Regions from separate parts of the Homo sapiens genome. Here region 1 is linked to region 2. Evidence: read pairs that join two places in POLR2A ChIA-PET (ENCODE). Cell type or tissue: MCF 10A. All regions are shown on one strand. Region 1 holds the start of LAMC1-AS1 (LAMC1 antisense RNA 1). Region 2 overlaps NMNAT2 (nicotinamide nucleotide adenylyltransferase 2).

Evidence for each region. ChIA-PET counts read pairs that join two places held together with the same protein. Peaks named below come from ENCODE experiments on the same cell type or tissue, not always from the same donor. Only the 100,000 strongest peaks of a DNase experiment are listed, where the experiment ranks them.
Region 1: POLR2A ChIA-PET joins it to region 2 with 12 read pairs; 2 of 35 experiments call an interaction of 5 or more read pairs at or near these places.

Annotation. Positions count from the first base shown.
Region 1 is chr1:183,134,653-183,142,652 of GRCh38, forward strand. LAMC1 (laminin subunit gamma 1) reads left to right here. Exons shown (of 28, transcript NM_002293.4): 23 at 8-157; 24 at 390-504; 25 at 1,734-1,933; 26 at 3,017-3,175; 27 at 5,752-5,851; 28 at 7,882-8,000. It overlaps LAMC1-AS1 (LAMC1 antisense RNA 1), which reads right to left and starts at 6,618. Exons shown (of 3, transcript NR_149048.1): 1 at 6,490-6,618; 2 at 6,159-6,317; 3 at 3,750-3,928. In MCF 10A, no CTCF peak of the experiment used is centred here; DNase peaks (open chromatin) are centred at 3,349, 3,849 and 5,089.
Region 2 is chr1:183,275,768-183,283,767 of GRCh38, forward strand. It overlaps NMNAT2 (nicotinamide nucleotide adenylyltransferase 2), which reads right to left. Exons shown (of 11, transcript NM_015039.4): 8 at 2,786-2,862. Among named protein-coding and RNA genes, the nearest start is that of LAMC2, 94 kb to the left of the region's middle. RefSeq lists enhancers at 2,871-3,682, 3,683-4,493, 6,066-6,125 and a silencer at 5,806-5,855. In MCF 10A, a CTCF peak has its summit at 5,874 (motif pointing right); DNase peaks (open chromatin) are centred at 3,554, 4,274, 5,504, 5,894 and 2 weaker places.

The DNA of each region.
Region 1 (8,000 bases), 140 kb before region 2:
TTCACAGAATGAAGCAAATAACATAAAGATGGAAGCTGAGAATCTGGAACAACTGATTGACCAGAAATTAAAAGATTATGAGGACCTCAGAGAAGATATGAGAGGGAAGGAACTTGAAGTCAAGAACCTTCTGGAGAAAGGCAAGACTGAACAGCAGGTTGGTTTGATTTGCAGGTCGCTTCATTTCTTGAGGCAACATTTGAACAGTCCAAATGGGTCTGTGATGATGCCGTACTTTCAGAGACAGCAGACCCCAGTGCTGAGAGAGCAGCCTAACAGATTTTATGCTGGCAAGTCTCAGGGTGGCACCTCTGGAGAGCCTTGTCTGTCCAGGAGACAGAAGGGATTTGCTTTGAGGGTTCATCCTCTCATCTGCCATGTGTTTGCAGACCGCAGACCAACTCCTAGCCCGAGCTGATGCTGCCAAGGCCCTCGCTGAAGAAGCTGCAAAGAAGGGACGGGATACCTTACAAGAAGCTAATGACATTCTCAACAACCTGAAAGGTAGAAAAGGCTGAGATAACAGGGGCAAATGCTTCCGCCACTAGAGTGATTTTTTTTTTTAATCATGACTTTTACCATATTTATTACTTCATCCCCAACTCCCTACTTTTTTTATGCTAAAGTATTTCAAAGGGAAATCCCAGAGCTCCTGTCATTTTATCCCTGCATACTTCAGTATGGATTTTTTTTTAAAGATGTTTTCTTATTAGGCAAACTCACATAACCAAGATGCCTATTTAGAGAACTTATATAGGTAAATGGAGATTATCTTTCATTTTCTCTGCCAGTGGCATCTGATTCTTTGTTGTTGTTTTTTTTTCTTCACCCCAGATAGAAGAGAAATGTGACCAATTCACTGAGCAACTGTGAATTCTTGTCTGATAAAACAGTCATAGGTTCTATAAATAGAGAAGCTTTACAGGATGCTTTACAGGGTACTAGTTGAAAATATGGGCCAGGCACGGTGGCCTGTAATCCCAACACTTCGGGAGGAAGGATCACTGGAGGCCAGGAGTTGAACACCAGTTCCTCACTGGGGAATATAGTGAGACCCCATCTCTATAAAAAAAAATTTTTTTTTTAATTAGCCGGGCATGCTGGCACATACCTGTAGTCCTAGCTACTTGAGAGGCTGAGGTGGGAGGATCCCTTGGGCTCAGGAGGTCAAGGCTGCACTAAGCAGTGATTGTGCCACTGCATTCCAGCCAGGGTGACAGAGTGAAACCTTGTCTCTCAAAAAAAAAAAAAAAAAAAGTAGTAGTTCAAAATATGGACTCTGGTGTCAGTGGGCCTTGGTTCAAAACCCTGCACCCTGCACCACAGGTCATGTAACTTCTTTAATCCTCAATTTTCTTATAAAAATGATACAGCCTATTTTATGTCAAAGACACAAAGCTCTTAACTCAGTACCCGACACACAGTAAACACTAAATAAATTGCAGCTTTTAATAATGGTTGAGGTAGTGGTAATGGGATGCTCAGCGCTCTGCATTTTAAAGCACATTGTTGAAGTAAGAATTCTATTTCCAGAAACGGAACATTTCTATAACACTAACTGGGAGACCTATTCTGTAGAGATGTGTAATTTCTAAAATTTCAGCCCATGCTCTCTTCCATTTTTTACCCTGACTTCCATTGTTCATAAAACAAAATCCAGTTGGAACTCCCTGAAAGGCCCCCTTTTTACTTGTTGGGAGTTTAGCTCAAATGTGTCCTTGAACTTGTTTCAGATTTTGATAGGCGTGTGAACGATAACAAGACGGCCGCAGAGGAGGCACTAAGGAAGATTCCTGCCATCAACCAGACCATCACTGAAGCCAATGAAAAGACCAGAGAAGCCCAGCAGGCCCTGGGCAGTGCTGCGGCGGATGCCACAGAGGCCAAGAACAAGGCCCATGAGGCGGAGAGGATCGCGAGCGCTGTCCAAAAGGTGTGCGTTTCCTCTTCTCCAAGAGTCCCTGCCCATATCTTTCTCTGGTCACTTTCCAGTTTCTTTCCAGACCCTCAGAGCCCTTGCAGATTTTTTTCCTGAACTTCAGTAAAATTGTCTTAAACCATATTTGTCTTTTTTTTTTTCTTTTGACTAGGCATGAGAGTAGGTATCCACATTGAGGAGGGGAACTCAGTAAAAGGGTGCTTTACTCTAAAATTTCTACTATGTCTCAGTGTGAGGTCTGGCTTCAGAGGTCTATAGAGCCCATTCCCACAAAAAATCAGACTTTTTCTAAATAAACATTCTTCTTTGACCTAGACAGGTGGTATTTATTTCAATACTATGTAGTGTGCCTTATCAATATAACTTTCAAGTCCCCCTTTCAAGTATATTGCCATATGTAAGCCACTCCTAGGAGAGACTTCCCATAGCTGCCATTGCTAGGATTCTTTGAAGTCATCTTCAAGAATAATGTTTTTTAGTTTGGCTTTCTCTTATTTCAAGGTCAATCTGTTTGTTTTATTTAAAAGAGAGATTGGAGCAATTTTAGAATTAGGTATTTAAGAATCAGAGAAACCTCTTAGTTTCCTTAGAACAGTTGGCTTTTGGATTAATTATATTTTATAAAATACTCATATTTCAGGATTGTGGTCTTTTTGTACATTATGATGAACTGCCAAGAATGAACCAAGCTAGCTTTGAATTTAAATTTTACCTCAGCGAAAGCATCTAATCAATATGATGTCGTAGAAAGTGTATGCCATTAAATGTTTATCATTTGCTGTCTGTATGACCCCAACTAAAAATAGCAATAATAGAACAGAAGTTTCCAGGATTAAAGAAGAGGATACAAATGAAAGTGCTAGATAAAATACAAAATGTTATTATGTGGGTAGTAATTTTTTTTATGATTATTTATAACCCAAATTGATAATGTAAGTCATGAGATAGTATAAATCAATATATTATTATTTCTGGATTATATTTTTAAGACATTTTATAAATTATAAAAGGAGCGGGAGCATACTTGAGAAAAAGGAAAGCTTTTTTAAAAAAAGTACAATTTTCTTTTGTGCCTAGAATGCCACCAGCACCAAGGCAGAAGCTGAAAGAACTTTTGCAGAAGTTACAGATCTGGATAATGAGGTGAACAATATGTTGAAGCAACTGCAGGAAGCAGAAAAAGAGCTAAAGAGAAAACAAGATGACGCTGACCAGGACATGATGATGGCAGGGATGGTAAGAGGTTTTGGTATATTTGCTCATTGGCAGAAAGTGAACAGTGTTTAATAATAAAGATCCCCCACTTGTTGAGAAGAGTCTTTTTTATATTGACTTCTGTTTTTCATCACATTGTCTCGTCAAGAATTGGGTTAGTAGCTTACATAGAAGACAAAGAATTTGGATCTTCTGCCAGGTAATTTTGTTGCACAATTGTCCTGTCCCAAAGTTACTCAGTTAAAAGTAAAACATTGCTTTACACGTTTGAGGTTTTAGGACATTAAAAGTATGTGTTTATATTTTTCACTGGGTAATTCATAAATGTTAATAAAAAAGGAATGCAATGAAGTTAATTTTCTTCTTATTCTTGTTCTCCCAGCACCTTTAGAGACAAAGACAAGTTTCTTGTATATAAGAAATTTTTGAAGATGGCATTGTCTACCACCCCACCAAAACATATGAAACTTACATCTAGTTTAATTTTTCACGTTTTGTGATAATGTGTATGCAAGGTACTATTTGTAACAAAATTGACTTGTCAATGGATGGCCCAAGGAAGAACTAAGGTCCATTTTTCTGTTCTATGCTATATTTTGCTTTGAAAAGACTTTAATGGAGTCACAGTAGGAATATTCTTTTTCCAGTTGGGTGTAGCAATCACGGTAATGACATACACGAACTTGTGGTTACTTGCTCACTTTCAGTGGCAAAGAAGAGGCCGTCGTTCACTGCTGCCAGAAAACATAGTCCCTCAGTGTGGGTCATTTTCATCTTGGGATGGAAAAAAGAAGTACAAAGCCTGTTAATCTCAGTAAAAACTCTAGGGAAGTGATAAAGGAAACTATCTCTGTGCAACCACCTAATTTTATTATGCTTTTTACAGGTAGGGGGGTGGATGTTGGTTTGGATTGTCCTGATTTTCTCCGTTATGGTGTGGCTCAAGTAAAAATTCCCATAAAGGTGTCTGGGCGCAGTGGTTCACTCCTGTAATCCCAGCACTTTGAGAGGCCGAGGTGGGTGGATCGCCTGTGGTCAGGAATTCGAGACCAGCCTGGCCAACATGGTGAAACGCTATCTCTACTAAAAATACAAAAATTAGTTGGGCATGGTGGTGGGTGCCTGTTACCCCAGCTACATAGGAGGCTGAGGCAGGAGAATTGCTTGAACTTGGGAGGTGGAGGTTGTAATGAGCCAAGATCACTCCACCCTGGGCCACAGAGGAAGACTCCGTCTCAAAAAAACAAAAATTCCCATAAAAAAAATAGATGTTTCTCACATGTTGAGCATATATGGATTTCATTTTTAATATGATTGTAGAAACATTAGATTTAAAGCATATTGAAAAAGAAAACAGTATATTCTTTAGGAGCTTCAAAAAAGGGTTTTGGTTTAGTTCAAAGGGTGAAAGAAGATCTTTTATTATTTTGGTAAATAACTTCTAAGGAAACAAACCACCCTCACATGCACTATCTCATTTGTATTTCTGTCAATTCTGAAAGGCCAGCATTTGGCCAGTATTATTTGAATCTGTATTGTATTTTTTAACCAGAAGAATGAAGGTTTATAGCTTCATTCTTTTGGAAGAGGAGGCTGGAGACCACAGGTTAAATGCAGGTGCATCGCTCTTGGCCGGCCCTGGCAGGGTCCTTTCTCCCTCCTTTTACACTCGCAGACAAGCTTGTGGATGCTCAATAAGGACAGCTGCCGTTTGGACAGAGATTAATCATTTATTTGTGAAGGTTTTTTCTGCCTTGCTTTCTTGTTCTTTTTTAAATCTTCACATTGTTTTGATCCCAAAATGTTTGTGTTGTCCTTACTCAAAACTAGGAAAAACAATTATGTGGTAAGAGGCTCAGAGCCACTTACTTAAATCTCAACTAGATTTATTTGTGAGAACATCTGTTTTCTGATATTTAGACACTTCCTCTTCCATTGCTGTTTCCTATGACTCATGCACAGTTATTTGTTCAGGTTTCATGGAATTTCCCAAGTGTATTTACCTTTGTTTGGTTTTTAAAATGTAAATTATATTGCCCCAATAAATGAGTATGTGTGTCAGGGGGACTGTGGCTGGGTCATTGCATGTGGAGGGGGAGTTTACAGAAGAGAACTCCTAGAAGAGCTTTACTTAACTATGAAAATTTTCAAAGAATAGGACATTTCTAATAAGTCCCTAAGAGTGTCCTGAAGGACATGTTTTGGTTCTGAAACATAGTTTCTATAATCATCCTTAAAAAATAACTTGTTTCTGCTTAATAGGCTTTACTATGAATATACCTCCATATATTATTGAGTTAGAATGTGAGAAAAGGAGATTAATTTTTGAAGTACAAATATAGTGAGTTAGTGAGTGTAGGCATCCTGACTGCCTAGTCATAACTTTGATGAAGTAGAAATACCAACATCCTCAATATGAAGATATGCAGCAGCCCCACCAAAAAAAAAAAAAAAAAAAAGCAATGAGAGGTTTCAATTTCCTAAGTTAGAAAAGGGAAGAAAATCTGGAAATTAGATTTGTTGGGTCATTGGGAAAAAAGATTTAAAGAAGATGAAAACATACAGTCAAGACTCTTTGCCTCATTTTTCCCTTACAGGCTTCACAGGCTGCTCAAGAAGCCGAGATCAATGCCAGAAAAGCCAAAAACTCTGTTACTAGCCTCCTCAGCATTATTAATGACCTCTTGGAGCAGCTGGGTACGTAGCCATAGAGTCATTTTTGTCAGTCTCTGAATCTTTTGTACTGTTCTTAGGATCTGATATAGTACAGTTGACTCAAAAGCAGATGATATAGGTTTACATGAATCCCTTTTAAGTCATTAATTAAATTATTAATATTTCCTTTTGCTGTTGCTTATTTTTGAAAGCCTTATAAAATAAATGTTTGTCTTGCATGACAGGGTCTTTAAGAGCAACTTGCTTCTTTACCATACTTATTATTTGTCAGCTTTACAGTGTGACCTGAATCATGACTTTAGGCTGTGTTAATGTGACAAGTACTTACTAGGTGCCTTCTGTGGACCTTGCCCTAAGTAGAACACTGTGGTCTGAGGAGTTTCTTTTTATATTTTGAAGATATATTGCCAGCTAGGGTAGCATTTATGGTCCAGTATCATTGTACAACTAAACAGTGATTTTTCTTAACTCATCTTGCTGGCAGTATCTTTAAGGGATTTAAAGTAAAGGATTTCAATAGTAGAATAAAAGAATAGTAGAATCACAGGCTGGGTGTGATGGCTCACACTGGTAATCCCAGTACTTTAAGAAGCCATGCAAGGAGGATAGCTTGAGGCCAGGAGTTTGAGACCAGCCTAGGCAACATAGCGAGATCTCACCTCGTCTCTTCAAATTATTTTAAAAATTAGCTGGGTGTGGTGCTACACGCCTGTAGTCCTAGCTACCCGGGAGACTGAAGCAGGTGCATCACTTGAGTTTGAGGTGATAGTGAGCTGTTATCGTGCCACTGCACTCCACCCTGGGCAACAGAGCGAAACCCTGTCTCAATTTAAAAAACGAAAAAGAACACTTAAAACTGGTCATGACTTTACTGCCTGGAATTCTCTTCATTTGCTAAGTAAGGACAGTCCGATGAGGGGAAAGCTTTCATGCCAAAAGAGAGAAAAACCTTGATTTTTCAAGGAAATCTATGCATACGGAAACCTTCTTTTAATCCAGTTTGATAGGGTGTTAGGGAGCAGGCTTCATTTTAGGACAGATGCACTTTTGTCACCAGACTCCATTATAAAGTGTCAACACTCTAGCCAGGACTCTTTGTAGCAAGGCATTATATTTTAATTTGCCAGCCTTTAAAGACTGGTGCATTTTGTTTTGGTGGGGGGCTACAGGGGTATTTTTTATCGGTCTCAAATGTCAAGAATAAGTTATGTGCCAACAGATGGATATAAAATGAAAGTAAGCTAGAAGAGAAAGCTTTTTGTGGAACAGCCAGACTTTTAACATTAGTCTGACTTGGGTTAGTATCTTTGCTTTGTTGCCTATAGGCTGTGCAAACTTGGGCAAATTATTTAACATCTGAGAATCACTGATGTAAAATGGTCTTGTGAGACTTTAATCAAGTCAAGTATGCATGAAATGCTGTCTATTGTGTCTGCTTTTGTTTGTTATGGAAACATCTCATTTCTTTCAAAAGAACCTCTTTTTCTTGCTAAGCTTAAAGTGAAGACTTGCTGAAATTATTTCAGCATTTTACTCCTGGCCATTTTCCATAGGAAGGCTCCTAATAGTGTCTAACTCCTGAAAGCAGAAAGTGACCTTCAAAACTGACCCATCTTCCCTGGAATCTCTCTAAGAGCTGAGGGATTAGGGTTCTTAGAGATTTGTGTATCTTTGATGGCACTAAAATGACATAGAGTTTACATGTATACACCTGGAAAAGGTATTAAATGTTATCAGATGGCCCTCAAAGGTCTAGAACATGGTAGCTGTGCATTGAGGAAACATTCTGCAAAAACCATTGTCTCAGAAAGAAACATCCAGCTCTATATTAATTGTATGCTCAGACCCATCCCTGCTGGGTTAGGTCAGCATTTGTACTTGGTTTGCATATTTTATACCATTGTGTGACATCAACAATCTGCAAGTCACATTTGCCGGGCTGCCTGTGCAGAATGGCAGCTGCTGGGCCTAGAGTCTAGTGCAGGTACTTGTGAAGGGATCATTCTTACTGAATATGTCTGTTCTCTTCTATGTACTTTCTGACCCTCCAGGGCAGCTGGATACAGTGGACCTGAATAAGCTAAACGAGATTGAAGGCACCCTAAACAAAGCCAAAGATGAAATGAAGGTCAGCGATCTTGATAGGAAAGTGTCTGACCTGGAGAATGAA
Region 2 (8,000 bases):
GTTCAAGCAATTCTCCTGCCTCAGCCTCCCAAGTAGCTGGGACTACAGGAGCCCGCCACCACGCCCAGCTAATTTTTTGTATTTTTAGTAGAGACAGGGTTTCACCGTGTTAGCCAGGATGGTCTTGATCTCCTGACCTCGTGATCCATCTGCCTCGGCCTCCCAAAGTGCTGGGATTACAGGTGTAATACGCACCCAGCCTAGTATTTCAGTTTTAAAACCGGGTAAGTCTTGCAGAAACGGGGACTAGTTGGTCACCTGATCTTGCTATTGGTTCATTATCTCACCCGTCCCTGGCTTCCAGGGGATGTTCCAAAGTCATCCATCTCAGATGGGGATTGGAAATGGGATAGGAGAATCCCTCCCCTTTTTCCACAACCACCCAGATGGGACAGAAATTCTATGATCTCCCTGGGGAATCCAGAAAGGGAAGAGGGTTGGGGCTGGGACTTGCCAAGTAGTCAAGTGGGAACATATTTGACCCAGTGAGTTCACTCCACCTCTGCTGTCACATCCCTGGTAAATCAACAGCTACTAGTTTCTCAGATTTTCTGTCTTAACCAACCAACCCTGGTCTCAGCACCAGGGACCAATCAGAAAAGGAGAGACCTGGGGCTCTTCTCCCTGGTCCTATAATGTTGGTATCTGACAACACCAAGACCAGCCATTTTGGAGAGAAGTTAGAGGACCGGTGATCTAAGTCAGCAATCTAACTGGGAGGAGAAGAGAGGGATTGGCCTGCAGCAAGGCCCCAAATTGTGTAAGTTTCACGCTCCAGGAAGCCTGGGTCTGCCCTTGAGAGGAGGCTCCTCACCCATCACACTTAGTAAATAGCCCCCAGGGATTCCTCCTCCACAGCACTCCAGGCTGTGCCACAGCTGCTGACCTCGTCCCTCTAAATTCCTCCAGGACGGCCCAGGCCTCCGCAATAAAATGGGGCCTCCGGCAATTGCCCAGATTTGCCTGGATTCTTGAAAGAGCTTTGATGAGCTCTTGTACAGAACTTTGCCCGCATTACTTTTGACTTTCATAGCTCCTTGTGAATTAGCCAGGAAAGCAAAAGCTAATTAAGCCACTTAATTAAGAACTGAAAGGAGGTTTAAAATTTCACCTCTAGGAAATGGTTCCAGGGTGGAGAGGACTGTATATTTCACACAGTATACCTTACTTCCCGGAAACTTTCCCTCCCATCTTGGTTATCCTACAGCATGTTAGCATTTATGCCCTTCACCTTACATAGCTTTGTGTGTATCTGTGTGTGTATTTAGGTAAATTCACTTATTATCTTTGCTGAGCGTGACTGTATGTCAGGTGCTGGGGCTAGGCACTTTCAAAACAATACCATTTAAGCCTTCCAAACCCATGGGACGTAGGTACTATTATTAGGCTCATTTCAGGGATGGAAAAAACTGAAGCTTAGAATATATTTTGTTGGAAGAGAATAGTGCCTCACGCCTGTAATCCCAGCACTTTGGGAGGCTGAGGCAGGCAGATCACCTGAGGTCAGGGGTTCGAGACCAGCCTGGTCAACATGGCAAAATTCTGTCTCTACTAAAAATACAAAAATTAGCTGGGCGTGGTGGCAGGTGCCTGTAATTCCAGGTGCCTGGGAGGCTGAGGCAGAAGAATCGCTTGAACCTGGGAGGCAGAGGTTGCAGTGACTCTTGAACCTGGAAGGCAGAGGTTGCAGTGAGCCGAGATCACACCACTGCACTCCAGCCTGGGTGACAGAGTGACTCCGTCTCAAAAAAAAAAAAAAAAAAAAAAAAGGAATATATATTTTGTCATGAGCTGTGTTGGAGTAGAACTTGAATCTTGAGCCTGACCCTGTCCTGCCCCTGTCCTGCCTCTGTCCTGCCTCGATCTCTGTCCAGAGACACATAAATGTACACGAACATATTTCATATGTGTATGTCATGCCACCTATTACTTGGGGGCAAAGATTGTATAGTACAACGTTTCTTTAAAATCTCAGAATCCTGTAGATAACATTCTATAGATTTTACAGATTAAAAACAAACAAACAAACAAAAAAACTGAGGCAGGTCCAGAGTCACACAGCAAGTTAATCAAAAAGCACTACATCTAGAATTGCTGCCTTGGGAATTCAATGTGCATAGAGCTATGGGGTTGGGAGCTAGCATTAGCTCAGGCTACCAGATGAATGAATTAATGAAGGAATAAGAACGAACGTATGTGTGAAGAGTGAGTAATTTAAGGGTGAGCTGGTTTGAGATCATCACAGTCAGATCTGGCAACAAAAGGTGTCATTGAGCTCCTAAGTGGTGTAAGTTTAACCTCCTGGTTCCCTCAATGCCAAGTCAATTGCCAAGGATCCTGCTGACCTCTTGCCATGAACTTCTCCCCTCTGGACCAATTTTCTCTTTTTGAGGGGATTCCAGGATGGTATTTACCACCTCTTCAAAAGGAATCAAAGGAAAACAAAACACACAATAATCTTAAAAGGGCAAAGATTTTTTTTTCTCCCTTCCTTCTCCCCATCGGCAACACATGCATACCCCAGCACTATTTGGTGCTAGATACTGTATGACTCAGCTTGCTTTTTTCCCAGGGGCTTTACTGGAGCAAGCTTGAGGAGGAGTAAGTGTAAAAATGCAGTAGGAGATAAAGCTTGGGGGTAGGTGAGAATTTTCTACCATAGTGATGTGAACGGACTGCCCTCTTAGAAGCTCAGAAGAAGTGAAGACAGGAGGCCAAAATCAAATGCACACTTCCCATCCCTCCCAGTCCCAGCTGGGTGCCAGGCAATAACCTTGCTACTCACATCTGCCTCGTTCCAGAGCCCTGGGATGCAGAAGGACTCCAGCAGGTCACTACCACACAGCAGCAGGATCCGTAGCTCTGAGGAAGGGGAGCAAAGTTTGCAAAGGGAGTAAGTGGTGGCCCGGGAAGCATTTGACCCTCAGCCTTCTTCCCCTGGTGAATACATAACTCTCCCACCTTTGGGGATGTGGGGCCCAGTTATCCCAGGTGCCTCTGCCCCTGAGTGTGTGCAGAGCAGAAACCCCTGCTCACCTCTTCCTCGGGCTCATTTCCAGACCACCCTCATCCCCTGTGGGAGGAATTACTCATGCAAGGAGAGTAGAGCATAGCGGGTGATCGACTGCCCTGGCTTTCCCAGGACATAGATCTTTCAGGGCTAAGCCAGGATGGTTCATTATTGTAACTGTGGCTGAGCCAGCTACGCATCTTGTCTAAGGTCTGAGGTACTCTCTCTTGCTCCCTGTCAAGCTCAAACGCCAACAGAGTTTGGATTCTCTGCTACTGTGCATTGTCTGGAGTTTGTCTCCCTGACATGGGAGGGGGTGTGAGGGGACAGTGAGTGTACCTTGAGGTAGCTGAGTGTATAAAATGTGTCACATGGCCACTGTCCCCAGCAAAGGGCTTGAGAAGCAAGGCTGAGGCCCCTCCCAGTGCCCATACTTTTCCTGGCACCCAGGCGCACTTCCTGCTTGTCAGTTGTTTTTCTTCCCTCATTAAGCTCACTCTGAATTATCCCAGTGAGGCCCATTGTTGTTTAAAACAGGCAGCAAACTGACTCACTTATTAAAACTGAGCAGTGGGGAACAACATTCTGAGAATACCGTGAGGAGAGTCCTCACCCAGGATGTGGCTCAGGGTGGAGCACAGCGTGGCTCCCAGGCGTTCCAGGCCCTCTCATCAAGAGGCCGAGGCTGTTGGGCATCTTGTCTGAAACAGTGAGGCAGGTCTGCACTGAGGGCACCACCAGCCTTCCAGAGACAGCTGCCAGCACAGGCCCTGGGGCCCTGAGGCCCAGGCGAGAGACAGAGAAGCTGCGGGCAGCCCTGCCTGCCTTAGACCCTGTGGCTAGTTCTGGGACCTGACGAAGGCTTTCAGGTGGTAAGCTGTCCCCTGCTGTGGAATGAGTCTCTAGGTGGGACTCCTGAAGCAGGGGGGAGGCTACTGGGCCAATGGTGGGCAATGCCAGCATCTCATGGTCCCAGGGTCAGGGCAGCCTTCCCACGTAAGGGAGCCCCACTGAGGACTGGATTGTAACTATGAAATATTCCTGCATCCTGTCTTCTCTCCTCTCTAACATACCTTAGTCTAATGATCTGTTTGTGTGCAGGGATTTTCCTTTATCTTTACAGCCCCAGGGTCTGGCAGAGTCACTGGCATACAGTAGGTGCTCAGGCATGTTGAATGGGTAAGGCAACAGATGAGCTGACAACAGAGATCCTGCAGGCTGCCTTCCGGGCAATCTGGGAGGGCTGTGGTGACTATCGTGGCCTCTGCTCTTGCAGCATGGGGTCACTGGGGAGAATGTTTGCCTGAGTCAGTGGCGCCTCTGCGTTGCGCCATAGGATTTCTGGCCCAACTCCCCAACTGTGGAGAGGAACCACACTTGGTATTGCTGACAGGAGCCAGACTAGGCTTATTTCTCGGATTCTGTTGTTCCTCAGGCCCACTTGGAGCCACCCAGGGTTCTAGGTCAGTTCTCTGTTGAAAGGGCACGTCTCTGTAATTCTGACTGCCTATAAGTTCAGTTAGATCAAGCTTGTCCAACCCAAGGCACATAGGCCACATGTGGCCCAGGGTGGCTTTGAATGCAGTCTAACATAAATTCGTAAACTTCCTTTTTTTTTTCTTTTTTTGGAGATAGAATCTCCCTCTGTCACCCAAGCTGGAGTGCAGTGACACGATCTTGGCTCACTGCAACCTCCGCCTTTCAGGTTCAAGCAATTCTCTTGCCTCAGCCTCCCAAGTAGCTGGGATTACAGGTGCCTGCCACCACACCTGGCTAATTTTTGTATTTTTAGTAGAGAGGGGGTTTCACCATGTTGGCCAGGCAGTTCTCAAACTCCTGACCTCAAGTGATCTGCCCACCGTGGCCTCCCAAAGTGCTGGAATTACAGGCATGAGCCACTACACTCGGCATGTAAACTTTCTTAAAACATTATGAGATTTTTTTTTGGCGACTTTTTTTCTTTTTTTTTGCTCATCAGCTATTGTTAGTGTTAGTGTATTTTTTTTTTTTTTTTTTTTTTTTTTGAGATGGAGTTTCGCTCTTGTTGCCCAGGCTGGAGTGCAATGGCGTGATCTCCGGCTCACCGCAACCTCCGCCTCCTGGGTTCAAGCAATTCTCCTGCCTCAGCCTCCTGAGCAGCTGGGATTACAGACATGTGCCACCACACCCGGCTAATTTTGTATTTTTAGTAGAGATGGGGTTTCTCCATGTTGGTCAGGGTGGTCTTGAACTCCCAACCTCAGGTGACCCGCCAGCCTCGGCCTCCCAAAGTGCTGGGATTATAGGCTTGAGTCACCGCGCCCAGCCTAGTGTTAGTGTATTTTATGTGTGGTCCAAGATAATTCTTCCTCTTCCAATGTTGCCCAGGGAAGCCAAAAGATTGGACAGCCCTGAATTAGATGGTCATGTCAACAGGGAATGTGCTGGCCCTCAGCTTTCTCTCATCACTGGTTCTCAACTGAGGGCAATTTTGCAATTGCCAGGGGACATTGGGCAATGTCTGGACATTTTTGGATGTCAGGACTGGAGGGAGAGGGTGGCATGCTACTGGCATCTAGTGGGTGGAGGCTAGGAGTGCTGCTAAACATCCTACAATGCACAGGGAAGCCCCCCTCCCCAACACATCTGTTCCCAAATGTCAATTAGTGCCAAGGTTAAAAATCCCTGCTTACAGCCATGAAAATAAATCTCTTTCCTATTCCCAAGCCAGGGACACACTATCCCAACCAAATATAATATGGGACTTTTATGTTTTAAGCCAAAGCACAAAGAGTTCAAGAGTACGGTCTCTGCCACCCTTTCTTGCAGGACCAGTGCAAACATTTAAGTCAGACAAGCGGCCCCAGCAGGGCTTGAGATCCCACATATGGCCACTGGAGGGCAGCAGTGACTTCTCCCAGTTTGTCCTATGAGGCTAAGGCAAGTTTCCAGCCCAACAGCCTGTGGTCTAGGGCAGCCCTGGAGGAGCAGTCAGCTGTTAGGAGCATGTAAATAGGGTCAACAGACGCTAATGGAGCTAGGAGAAAATGGCTTTTCCTCCTCATTTAGTGTGGAAGGAAATATTAAAAAAGGGGACACGTGAGCCCCAGCGCCTCACACAGCGCAGGAGTCGGGAGGCAGCGAGCTCCCTTCCAGCTCCTCTGGGCTAGCCTCCTTCCCCAGGTCACGCTGATCCAGGGCCACGAGCCAGAATGCACACTCTCTGTCCACACTCCCCTCCCAGGAATCCGGGCTATGTGAAGCCCGGGCCCTGCAGCCCATCCCAGTTTCCACTGCATGCAGCCACCACCTGGACCATGCCAGGACCTGAGCCCAATCTGACAGCTGTGGCTGCTGAGCTGTCCTTTCTCGGAACCTAAGTGTTCTCCATTCTCTACCCCACACTGTCCTTTCTCCATCACATGCAGGTAGACCCTCCCTCTCAGCGAGCACAGGGGATGTGGAAGGGGACAGGCAGAGCCTCAGGGAAGCCAGAGGTGAGAGGTCACTCCCCAGCAGCATTTTTGGTCCCTGGCGGCTGGCTCACCATAACTCCAGAACTGCTATGGAGCAAGAAGAGTAAGCAGAGGCCCCTGCCCCTCCCGAGGTAGCCGTGAGCTAATGGAAGTGAACACAGCAGTACGCTGTGCAATACTGATCACCACTGTCCTCTCCTGGAGGGGACTCCTTGAGTCAGGATGAGGAGTGCCTGATCCACCTGCCCCAGGCGCTAGGAAGGCAAGCAAGGCCATGGCTCAAGCTTGCCACAATACATCTCTGGACTAAGGAAAGAGAAATACACTGGAATACAATGAGAAGTCCTAAGGCTGAGCTCTGCTGGCCAAGGAGACTGCGTGGGAAGGCAGCAGGTGGTGACCAGGCTGGAACTGCAGGGAAGTGGAGTGCAGGAGCTTTCAGCCCAGCCCAGGCACCTTCCCTCCCATCCTTGCCTGTTGGGTGTTCTGGGTCTGGAGAACCTAGAGCCAAATGCTCCTGCCTGTTTTGGGGAGCAACCAGGAAGGCGGGTGCTCCTTCCTGTGGCCTTCAGAGAGTGACTTGCTGGTCAATAAAGGATATTAAAATTAGTAAAATAATCAAGAAGTGAGGAGTTTTGAGTATTCATTCCTTTTGTTTTTAATTAAATTTAATTTTAAGTTAATATAACTTAATTTTTAGTAATGGCTCTATTTAAAACTGGTTCACAAAATTCCTGAAAACTTTACAAATGGTTGTAGGAAACCACCTGAGCCAATTCAGGGACACCACTGCACCTCAGATGAGAGGATGAGACCCAGAGAAGCCCCTTGAAATGACATCACATCTGCCGGGTCTGTGTGAACCAAGTGCTCAGGACAAACCCTGCCTCTCAGGATTGCAGTGGGAGCCCTGACTTCCAGTCCTTGGACAGAAAAGTACCAGGAAGGGATGCTTGGAGGATCTTTTCAGCTGGAAGTTGAAGATTGAGGGTGTGGACACCAGGCTGCCTTGCCCTAGAGCTCCAGGCATTCCTGATGTCACTGACCCTTCTTGTCCCCTGGTACCTGTGCCAGCTCCAGCTCTATTCTGGTGTCTCCCTGCCCTTTCCCCAGCTTCAGACACCTGCGTCTCCCACCATTCTGAAACCCTGGGAAGATTTCAGTGTTCCTATCTGCTTCTCAATTTGCTTGTAGGGGTCATCAACTTCTTCCCACCCTGACAGCTGTGTAACCGCCCTCCACCGGCTCGGGCCTGCCCTGGCCTGCTCTGGTATTGGGTTGGGCAGGCAGCCCTCACACAGACAGTGAAGTGCCTTAGCCTCTGCCCAAGGCTGCAAGGGAGGTGTGGAGGTGGCTTTCAGTCCCCTCTCTGTTTCTTCATCTACAAGCACTGAATGAGGAAGGCCGGGGTGCTCTTCTGCCTCATTTGTGTGCAGTGTCTGTGCCCAAAAGAAGGGTCTTTCCAGCTGGTGCCAAAGCTCAACTTTCATGTTTTTTAGAGGAGGGAGTGGAGGCTCTGAAGGAAAAATCACCAA